Linked DNA regions of Mus musculus: region 2 is linked to region 1. The links are chromatin contacts, found by Hi-C in ENCODE. All regions are on one chromosome and are shown on one strand. The core of a region is the stretch at or near the end of the contact, and the rest is flanking DNA. Distances in the headings are between cores, read along the strand shown. Region 1 holds the start of Mark1 (MAP/microtubule affinity regulating kinase 1). Region 2 overlaps Gm34451 (a long non-coding RNA gene).

Evidence for each region. A loop is a pair of places that touch in the nucleus more often than their neighbours do.
Region 2: a loop to region 1 is called in a map of left cerebral cortex, with 2.8 times the contacts of the local background. The contact joins the enhancer-like site here to the promoter of Mark1 in region 1. A Hi-C loop is called at or near these places in 1 of 37 maps with a recorded cell type or tissue (left cerebral cortex).

What each region holds. Positions count from the first base shown.
Region 1 is chr1:184,997,808-185,003,371 of GRCm38, reverse strand. Mark1 (MAP/microtubule affinity regulating kinase 1) reads left to right here and starts at 3,823. Exons shown (of 18, transcript NM_145515.2): 1 at 3,823-3,950. The coding sequence starts at 3,900. Gm39728 (a long non-coding RNA gene) reads right to left here and starts at 3,806. Exons shown (of 5, transcript XR_865821.3): 1 at 3,619-3,806; 2 at 620-697.
Region 2 is chr1:184,850,315-184,855,339 of GRCm38, reverse strand. Gm34451 (a long non-coding RNA gene) reads right to left here. Exons shown (of 2, transcript XR_865818.3): 2 at 1-3,292. Among named protein-coding and RNA genes, the nearest start is that of Mtarc2, 6.9 kb to the right of the region's middle. Within about 2 kb of position 2,876, at least 3 of the 3 ENCODE cell types and tissues checked have a DNase peak (open chromatin) inside an H3K27ac peak, as active enhancers do; they include left cerebral cortex, where a contact is called at or near this core.

The DNA of each region.
Region 1 (5,564 bases), core at 2,574-5,073:
CTGGGTGCCACTCTCCCACAGAATAAATAATTGATAGCTTCTAATCAAGGTCTTTGACTCTTCAGCATTTGAATCTCTTTATTCTCAGTTTGAACTCACAGAGAAGGGCTATGCACCAGACATGTAATGTAAGCCATTTATACAAGCATGCATTCTTCAGTGTCTACATCTGAAAATACAAAATAACGCTGAAAATAATTTTAATAATATATTCTAGTTAATTTAATATATAAAATGTTTACATTTTAATATGCAATGCATGTCAGTTGAAGAGGCACCTTACATCTTTTCTTTTCCTACTCTTTAAAACATATACATTTGCTACTTAGAGTTAAGCCTAAATCAGGCGCTATTTAGTGTGTGTATCTCTCTCTCTCACACACACACACACACACACACACACACACGGGGTGGGGCATGTGTATACTACATGTGTGTAGTGTATGCACCTTACTTCTTTGAGACAGTGTCTCTCAGTGAAGCTGAGCCAAGCCAACTAAACATCCTTTGCCTCCACCCCCACAGTAGGTGGGTACAGTCAGAGTGGCCATATCTGGCTTTTACACGACGCTGGGGATTCAAATTCAGGGCTTTGTGCTTATGTGGCAAGCACTCTTACCTGCTGAGCCACCTCTCCCGTCCTTAGGTGATACATCTTCATGAGACATACTTGATTTTTGTTTAGGTTTCAGAACATCTGGAGTTTAAAAAAAAAGTAGATTCCAACAGTCATGTTCTCTCTAAATAACTTTTAAAATGCCCAAACATGGAATCAAACTTGTTTCTGAATTTAAATTATGATGAAATCAATAAAAATTCAAATGACTTCTCAAGCGGGGAGGAGCCAAGAGTAGCTAGTGCTGCCAGTAGTGGCCAGTGTAGTTACAAAATTTCTTCCATGGGGCCATGGTTAACAGCACTCTTTAGCCGCCATCCATTTGGGTTTAGCACATTGTTGATCTCCATTTTTCTTGTTTTGGCAGAACCTCAATTTTCTTCTCAAACTTTTAAATCACTCTACCCCAGAAGCTTCTAAACTACACGTCACATTTTTTTAAATAGCCCCAAAGAGAATTGCTAGAAGCCTTAGAACATTCCCTCTGCCATTTTCACAAAGTCACAGTTATAAAAACCCATGTAGGAAAACGTTGCTTGTGGCATTTTCATTATTAAGGACTAGGGTTAAACAGTTTGACAACATCCCAACATCCCCTTATGCCGTTTTGCAGCAGAAGAGCACACAACTTTTTTTTTAATGGAGGTTTTGTTGTTTGTTTGTTTGTTTGTTTACCTATGAAAAGTGCATTTTTCACTATATACCAAACCTAGGACTGTGGGTGTTGCCATGAATTAAATGCTAGTTTTTAAAGGTAGAGTTATTTCTTGTCTATCTTACTCAATAGAATTATAATTCTGGGTTATTACAAATCATTCCCGAAGCCAGGCAGTGGTGGCACACACCTTTAATCCCAGCACTTGGGAGGCAGAGGCAGGCTGATTTCTGAGTTCGAGGCCAGCCTGGTCTACCCAGTGAGTTCCAGGACAGCCAGGGAAACCCTGTCTGGAAACAAACAAAAACAAAAAGAGAACAAGAAAAACAAAAATAACCATTCCCTTTGATGTAGCCCCTTTGCTAGGAAAGTTCCTTAGCAACAATATAACAATATAAAACTGGGTTCTTTAAATAATAACCACTCAATTCCAATTTCACTACTTGAGCAAAATGTAGCTAAGAGTTGTCTGTGTGGAAGCCACTGGGCTCAGATCCTAGGCTTCCCTTTGAGCTCTGTCTCTAATTAGCTCCATCTCTCACAGGGGTGAGCTCACGGTCTTGTGACTGGTACACCATTGAACACCCCCAGCCATTCCAGTTATCTTCTTCTGTGTCTCATTAGCCTGAGGTAGCTATGATCGTGAATAAGTCAAGTCAGAGGAATTTTGTGAAATGGAAATACCCATCAGGGTTACCAGAGGAATGAGGACAGGGGATAGCATGTGAATAGCCTTTGAAGAATGACATCTAAGCTACTGGTGGAAGCCTTGTTGCATGGGGGGAGCACCTTGCTTGCTTATTGCTAGGCTAATGCAGACATAGTTGGAACACAAGGGACTTCTGTGTTAGCAGGGGTGCTGAGTGCACAACCTCCAGCTGATGAGAAAAGTACAAACTCATGCTTCAGTATATCTCGGTGAACCCCGATTTCTGAAGGACTCTAAAAGTGTGCCATTCCCAGAGGCACACCATAATGCAGGCTGTGGCCTTGTCATTAGTTCCAAAGCCTAAGTGCTAGTTGAACAGTAGAGATGGCCACCAAAGTGGTCTTGGGATTTTCATTTGCTCTGTGGAATTGAGAAGTACTTACAACATAAGATGCTTGAGAAATAAATATGCAGCTCGTGTTCTAGAAGCGACTACATACGGTGTGTGTGTGTGTGTGTGTGTGTGTGTGTGTGTGTGTGTGTGTATTCCCTCAAGATATGGGTTTGCTATTTTTAGGTTCTTCTGGCCCATGTTTTAAGGGTCAAGTGTTAAGTTTTCAGAAACAACTTTTAATGAGTCAGGATAAAAACCATCTGGCACAGGAATTCTTCCTCAAATGGATGCATTTGGGAAAGAGGAGTTTCCCATCATCCCAAGATTCCCATTTGAGGTTGAAGAAAGAAAAGGAATAGGGAGATGGTAAAGTTTTATCCTAGAGGCCAAGTGTGCAAAATATCAGAGTAAGAATGACAACATTGCATGGGGACAAATATGCCCAGGACCTGGAGTGGCAGGTGGAGGGAAAGGCAAAGCAGCCTTTTGGAAGGAAGAGTTCCAGACAGACCACAGAGACAGCCTTCTTACTCTCTCTGAATAAGTAGCCTAAGTGACACTTCCTTGTATCCCAGGAAGTGACGATCAGCCACTGTAGACATCAAGTCTCACCCACTCCAGGGATGCTGTGGGGTGCGGGGAGCCCTCTTCCACATGCTTTCTGGGCCAGCTCCTTTCATGAGGCTTTTGTGCCTTTTGTCCACGCCTGCCCCTGAACAACACCTCAGGGCAGAAGGATGCTGAAGGAAGGCTCGAAGAAAACCAGGAATTAAACCAGAGGAGAATTTAAGGATGGGCCAAGTGGAGAGTAGGATGGATGGTACCCAATGCTCCCTCCAGTGAAACAAATAAAAAAATACATAAAAAAGGAGGAAGGAGGGGGATCGTTCTCTATTCGCACGAACCCCATGTGTCCCCAGTGCCGGTTTAAAAGCCACACAAGAATCAACATCAAATCGCAGGACGCCCGCCGGAGGTTCTGAGGGGACAGGCTGATCCGCGGGTGGGGCGAGTCACTAATGAAATCCGGCCCGGCGGGCGGAGGCGGCCCCGCATCCCTAATGAGGGAATGAATGGAGAGGCCCCTCGGCTGGCGCCCGCCCACCCGGCGGCGGCCGCCAAGAGCCTCGGGGCGCTGCGTGCCGTGCCGCGCCCGCCGCTCCGCGCGCACCGGCTCCGGCCGCCGAGGGCTCCGGCTGATCGCGGCGGGGACGGCGCGGAGCGGCGCGCGGGCTCGGGGCCGCGGGGCCCGGCGCGGATGCGGCAGCGGCGGCGGCGACGGCGGCGGCGGCGGCGGCGCTCACCTGAGGCGGCGTGCGGGAGGCGCTGTCAGGGCCGCGCTCGCCGGGCGCCGCGCTGAGGCAGCTCCGGGGCGCCCGCTCTCCACTCAGCCCGCCGCGGCCCTCCGCGCCCGACCGGCGTCCCCGCGGCTCGGTCCCCGCGTCCTCGCCCGCCTTCCCGCCCCGCGGCCTGCGGGAGCCGCGCGCTCCCCGGCGCGGCCTGCTCGCGCGCGCCCGCCCTCGCCGAAGCCCTCCGCGGCCCGCGACCCGCCGGACCCCCCGCTCGACCCCGCTGCCCGCGCAAGATGTCGGCGCGGACGCCATTGCCCACGGTGAACGAGCGGGACACGGAGAACGTGAGTCTCCCGAGCCTCCGGCGCGGCTACCTGGGCGAGCCCGGCCTGACCCCCTTCCCCGTCCTTCCCGTCCCTACGCGGGGAGCCCCGGGGCGGCCCTCTGCTCGGAGGGGGTCCTGCCTGAGGGGATGCGGAGGGTGATGGAGGGCAGAGGGTGGGCGTCCAGAGTGGCTTCGTGAGCACCCCAACATTCTGGTCGCGCCCCCAGCCCCCCACTCGAGTGAATGGATGCTTGCTTGGCTGCAGCCCACGAGCCAGCCGAACCTCTTACACCTCGGCTGTCCTGGGATCTTTCAGCCCTTTGCTTTTCTGGATTTTTTTGAGTCCTTTGCAAACATACACCCCACCCCACCCCCGCATTGCCCCATGACTTTGCTTTTTGTAACATCAGGTCCACATTGGGGGGTGGGGGGGGGCACGGGCACCTTAGGGATAAAGAGGGCAGTGAAGTAGAGGGGTGTGTGTGTGTGTGTGACTTTATGTCACTGCAATACTCTCAGTGAAGAGTGGAAGATTTCACTTACAGCTTCTGTAGCCCCAAGGTGAGAAAGAAAAGATTTAAGAACCCCAAGAAGCCAGCTGTCTTCTTCTCTTCCTCAATCCAGTGTTCGTGACTCAGGGACAGGTTTTAAGTACTTCTCCTCAGAGTGTCACAAGGCACATTTCTTTGAAGGCAGGATTTTTCTGTGTCTGATCAAATTGCCCTCAGGAGCTTCTTTGTTTAGTTTGGTTTGGTTTAATTTTTTTTTTTTTTTTTTTTTGTTTTTAAATCAAGATTGAGATGTTCACTCGCCGTATTTGAAGTCTAACAAAACCAAGAGAAAGGCCAATTGTAATTTCATCTTCTGAGACGGACGATTGTGTTTATATGTGTGTGCAGGTTCCTTTGCAGGAAAGGTGGCTTTCTGTCACTGTTGTTTTTAAAATTCTCCGCGACCTGCCAAGGGGCCCGGAGGCTCCAGAGGGTCTGGCCTGATTGCTGACAAGTTTTAAGGAACTAGGGGGTTCTAGGCTTTGCGTGGCCGACCAGAGAGCTCTCTGGGTGTCTACGCCCCTCATCGGTCCTCCAGTGCTTAATGTACCAGTGACTTCATAGGGATTGTAAAGTAAAAATACTCAAGTGCTTTGGTGTTCTGAGACAAAAGATAGGGGAGGAGAGACAGGCAGGCTCGCTTTTCGAAGGGGCAAATGAGGCACAAACATGGGTGTTTTATCTAGAGAGTAGGGTTTGCATGTACTATATTTATTTGAAGGGATAAGAACACAATTCTACAGAGACCATTGTTAGAAGAACTAGGAAATTGTATGGGAATGCTTTGTCCTCTCCTGTGTCCTACACTTGAAATGATGAAGACACCAGGGCTGTCACCACCGTCGTACCTTGTTGCTCAGTTTGCACCGTGACTGTTGTCTTAGAGATGACACGGCTGCATAATTTTCACTGAAAGGCTAAAGGAGGTTGGAGGAAAGGGTAAAGAATTTGGTGGCGGTAGGTTTTCAAAGGTAAAGATTTATTATTAAGAACATCCTGTCATTTAAGAGTGACCGTGAGGAGTCAAGCGGAAGATGACCTTTGTTTTAGGGTCAGAATTCTGTGTGTTAACCTAATGTGGA
Region 2 (5,025 bases), core at 1,627-4,126, 150 kb after region 1:
GCACAACTACTGGTCAGTTATTAATCTATTCTAATCATCTAAGCTAATCTGGCTACCTCCTAGCCAAAATCCCCAAGATACATGCATTTAGTATTGATCTGGCTGTCTCTGCTTCAGGTGTTACCATGGCTTTTCCTCAACCCTCTCCTACCGTTGAACCCTCTCTTCCTCTCCCCTTCCTCTCGATGGGATGGGAAGTCCAGCCCTATTCTCTCTTCTGCTCTGTCATTGGCTGACCAGCTTTTATTGACAAATCATGGGGTTGTTGGGAATTGACTTTTTAGGACCTCTGCTGGCTCCAGTCAGTCCCGCTTGCCCAGTCCCTGCTCTCTCCGGCCCAAAGATTTATTTATTATCATATATAAGTACACTGAAGCGTCTGAGGGCATCAGATCTCATGACAGGTGGTTGTGAGCCACCATGTGGTTGCTGGGATTTGAACTCAGGACCTTTGGAAAAGCAGTCAGTGCTCTTACCTGCTGAGCCCAAGAGGGGAGATCCTTAAAATAAGTGTTACAATGCCATGTCCAGATTGCAGCCAGATTTGGGGGCAGAGAAGTCAGCATTTGACTGATGCAACGGTAATCTTTACACAGTGCACAGTAACATTATGCCTACAGGCAGGCAAACAGTCATACACATAAAATAAAAATAAGTCTCAAAAAACCCTAAACAAACAAAACCCAATAATATTAAGACAATTAAGATGATGCCAACACTTGTTCCTGAGTGTTGTGGAGTGGGATGTACCTGTGTTATTGGCTGGTTGTGCTTACTGAAATTGCTTATAGGAGAAACACATGAATGAATGAATGAATGAATGAATGAATGAATGAAACATGGGGAACAGGAGTTGTGCTGTCATTAACCATGTATTAATGCTTTGTATAATTTATAATTTTTGCATTACATTAACACTTTGTATGCCCCCCCATCAGGGTAAGGATAAGAAAGTAGAGGTATAGGGAATTACCAGCAGGCATTGACTTATAGGCACCATTCTTCTGACAGGGCACCCCCATCCCCCAGATTCTCTTCCCTCCACACACATCCTGCCTAGCCTCCTTTCTTCCCTCTGTGGCAAAAAGCATTTCACAGAAAAACATCCCAGTAGCAGCCAAAGAAAACAAACCCAGGAAAAAGCAGCCACGGACCAGGGAGGAAGCAGGGTTCTGAACCCTCATAGATAACGATCTTTGAGTCAAAGCCACAGAGCCCACTACAATGAGGAAAGAGTTCAGGGGATACCCAGAGCAGGTTGGCTGGAGGTCAGGTCCCTGGCCTCAGTCAGCCCAAGTCCCACAGCTCCGAGCTGGATATGAAATGGAAAACAATGCCTGCCTATACACAGATGGAGACCCAGCAAATTCCTGGACCATTTATTTGACAAACAAACTGAAATTTTTCTTGGCTGAGGTGGGCAGGCAGACAAGGCTGTGCATCTTGCTGATTCCCTGGCTGGCTCATTCCTCACTCTTTTCCTCAGGCTGCACACTTAGGGTAGTCTGATCCTGACTTCTATCTTTCCTCCTTTCCCCGAGATGGAGAATGCGAGTAAGCCACTCCCAGAGAGCACCTGCCATTTGGAGCTCTTAGTGTCTGTTCCCTTCCTGACCATCTCAAGGGGCAACCAGCCCTCTTCCTGTGACAGAGCGTCTGACAGACTGCGGAGGGTCGGGATCATTGGCGATTGGCCTGTAACCTCACTTCTCTTGGTCTCTTTCAAAACATTTATCCTCAAGGGCCTCTTAGGTCTGACTCTCCACTGAGCTGAAATTGCTCATTGGGACTCCCTGGCCAGGAAGGAAGGCAGCATTTCCTTCACGTCCTCCTGGAACTAGCTCACAACACTTCCTCCCCACCCTTCCCTCCAAAGCCCTGGTCACAGAGCCTCCTGGTGGAAGCATGCAGCAACAGCCTGGGAAACCCCAGCCTAACACTTAGGCTCCCAAAGGCCAAAGGAAGTCAGGTTTAAATTGGGGAGGACCTGGAGCCAGGACCAGGGGCTGATGGCAGTGGCACTGGGGTAGACAGAATACAGACAGAACTCCCTACAGCCATATATTGTGCATTTTCAGGACAAACTAGAAACTTCCAATTAAAACAAATATGTAGGGCTGGAAAGATGGCTTGGTGGGTGGTTAAGAGCATTTCATGCTTTTCCAGAGGATGCTGGTCCAATTCCCAGTACCCACATCAAGTAACTTGTAACTAACTGTAACTCCAACTCCAAGAGTAACCAAGGGCTCTGTAGGTACCTTCACTCGCATGCAAATACCCACGTGTACATACACATAATTGAAAACATAATTCCTACACAGGGCCTATAATCCCAGCACGCTGGAGGCCGAGGCTGGAGGATTAACATGTCTGAGACCGTCCTGGACTATCTAGCAGACCCCCATCTCAAAGAAAAGGCAATAAAATAATACAATTTCCATTAAGTTAAAAAAATTTTTCCTGCTACCTGAAACAAAACAAATTTTCCTAAAGGCCTATATTCACTAACTTACAGAATAGCAAACTTGAACGTTCTAGAGATTTATACCCCCATAGGCATCATGTAAAACCTGCACAATGGGCCCTCCTCCCCGGCTAGAACCCCCTACCCAGCCAATATAATATTTTGATTCAGAGCTCAGATCGTGTTTGTCTCTGGAAGTGAACTTTCCCTCCCTCCCAGGCCTCCAATGCCCTGCTTTGCTGTGTCTACTAGCAACTAATAACGTTACTCGAGTTTTCATGTCCGCTGGATAAAGTCCACATTCCACTGCACGGTGTGGCTCTGCCCTGCGCTTGTTTATCTCCCGAGTCCTGTTTTTCCTCCTGTTTTTCCTCCTCTCTCCAGCAGAGGGACCGGTAAGGCTGGGCTCAGTTCTTGTCAAGAGGCCGGCCTGCGATTCTGTATGCAGTGGCCTCTCGCTTGTGGCTCACGTGTGGGCTTGCAGTCTATTGGTTCCTAGAGATAGGCGGATACACAGTGGATGCTGAGACGGCAGAACCGACTGTGGAGGGCCATTTTCAGCCAGCTTCTTTCAAGGTCCCCATGCGCAAAGCAACGTGGGCTATGCCTGCTGCTTCTGGTGAAATGGCATGACACTGGCTTCCTTCCCGATGCAGACAGCAGGTGCCTCTGTGTCAGTAGACCCCTCTGACAGGAACACCACCTCACCCCACCACCAACACAAACAGCCTGGTGAATGGATAGGAACTCCTTTGCAAACAGCTGGGTGGGCATTTGATGACGTCCTCTGAAGAAGGCAGCAGAAACTTCCTTGCTCGGGCAGAAGACCTGAAAGGAGGAAATCTTTACAACCTCGAGAGAACTACCGAGTCCGTAGTGCAAAGAAACAGGACGTCCGTCCGCTGAGGCAGGCCGGGAGGACAGGCTAGCTGTCCCTTAGTGTGTGTGTGTGTGTGTGTGTGTGTGTGTGTGTGCCCCAGGAGCACTTCCCCTGCCTCCATGGAGTTGCTCACTGATCCTCACGGCTAAGTGTCTGTTTTCTAACGTGGAAAGTGGAGCCTTTCTATCTCCCCTTTTCCAACTTCAACGGAAATCCTAAGCTCCGGCACCGGAGGTAGCTCCCCTTCTCTCTGAAGCCGCCCTTCCCTCACACACCTGCTTTGTGTTCCTGTCCTCTAACTCACACAGCATGACTTTCTAATATCCCCATCTCCTGGTCACTGCTGACATCTCTCACTCTGTTTGTTTTTCTTTCTGCCAAACTCCAGTTTAAAATTCTTTTATCAATGAGACAGAACAGGCAGACAGGACCCTGTGTTGTTTTCCAATTCTCTGAGGTTGTTTTGAATTGTTGACTTGGTACAAGCTAGAATCACGTGGGAAGAGGGTATCTATGAGGATTAGGCTAGCAGCAGCCGAAAGCACAGCCTCCTCCCACACACAGAGGAGCTGGAAGGAAGGTCAACAGCCCGGATGACCACAAACCTGCTCTCACAGAGCAGCAATGCGCTCTCCTCCTCACTGAGGAGGCACCCGACTTACATTCATGGGACACTAGAGCTGCCCCACTCCAGGACGCACAGACAGGGCAAAGGCTAGTATCTTTAGGGCCAATCGACTGTTGACATTGCAAAGTTAGACTTTCTACTCTAAAAGGTTCAAAGACAGACTCTGGACTGAGGTTCTCAGTCTTCCTTGGTGGCTCTCCCCTACGAGGCAACTGATGGCTTTCAAACTTGAGCTCCTGCCTCATCCCATGTCAAATTGTTAAACTGTATAACTCTGTTAGCTTTGTTCCTATGATCATCAGTTTAGGCCTGATTCTGTTTGTTTGTTTGTTTTTTGTTTTTTTTTTGTTTTTTGTTTTTTTGTTTTTGTTTTGTTTTTTTTTTTTTTTTTGAGACAGGGTTTCTCTGTATAGCCCTGGCTGTCCTGGAACTCACTTTGTAGACCAGGTTGGCCTCGAACTCAGAAATCCGCCTGCCTCTGCCTCCCGAGTGCTGGGATTAAAGGCGTGTGCCACCACTGCCCGGCAAGGCCTGATTCTTAATGACACCATTAAATACATTTTGTGAAGTGACACAAAATACACTAGGAATGACAAGACTTAAGTTTTTGCTACCCTGGAGTGTAGCGTGAACATGGCTGCCTTCTCAAAAATTAGCCTTGTGGGCTGGAGAGATAGCTCAGTGGTCAAGAGCACTGACTGCTCTTCCGAAGGTCCTGAGTTCAAATCCCAGACACAACATGGTGGCTCACAACCATCCATAATGAGATCTGACGCCCTCTTCTGGTGTGTCTGAAGACAGCTACAGTGTACTTACATACAATAATAAATAAATTTGGGCTGGATCAGGTGGGATCAGAGTGAGAGGGACTGGAGCGAGCAGAGGTCCTGAGTTCAATTCCCAGCAAACACATGATGGCTCACAGCCATCTGTACAGCTACCATGTACTCATATACATAAAATAAATCTTTTTAAAAATTAGCATTGTAGGAGTCTGGAGAGATGACTCAGAGGATAAGAGCACTGGCGGCTCTCCAGGAGGACCCAGGTTCA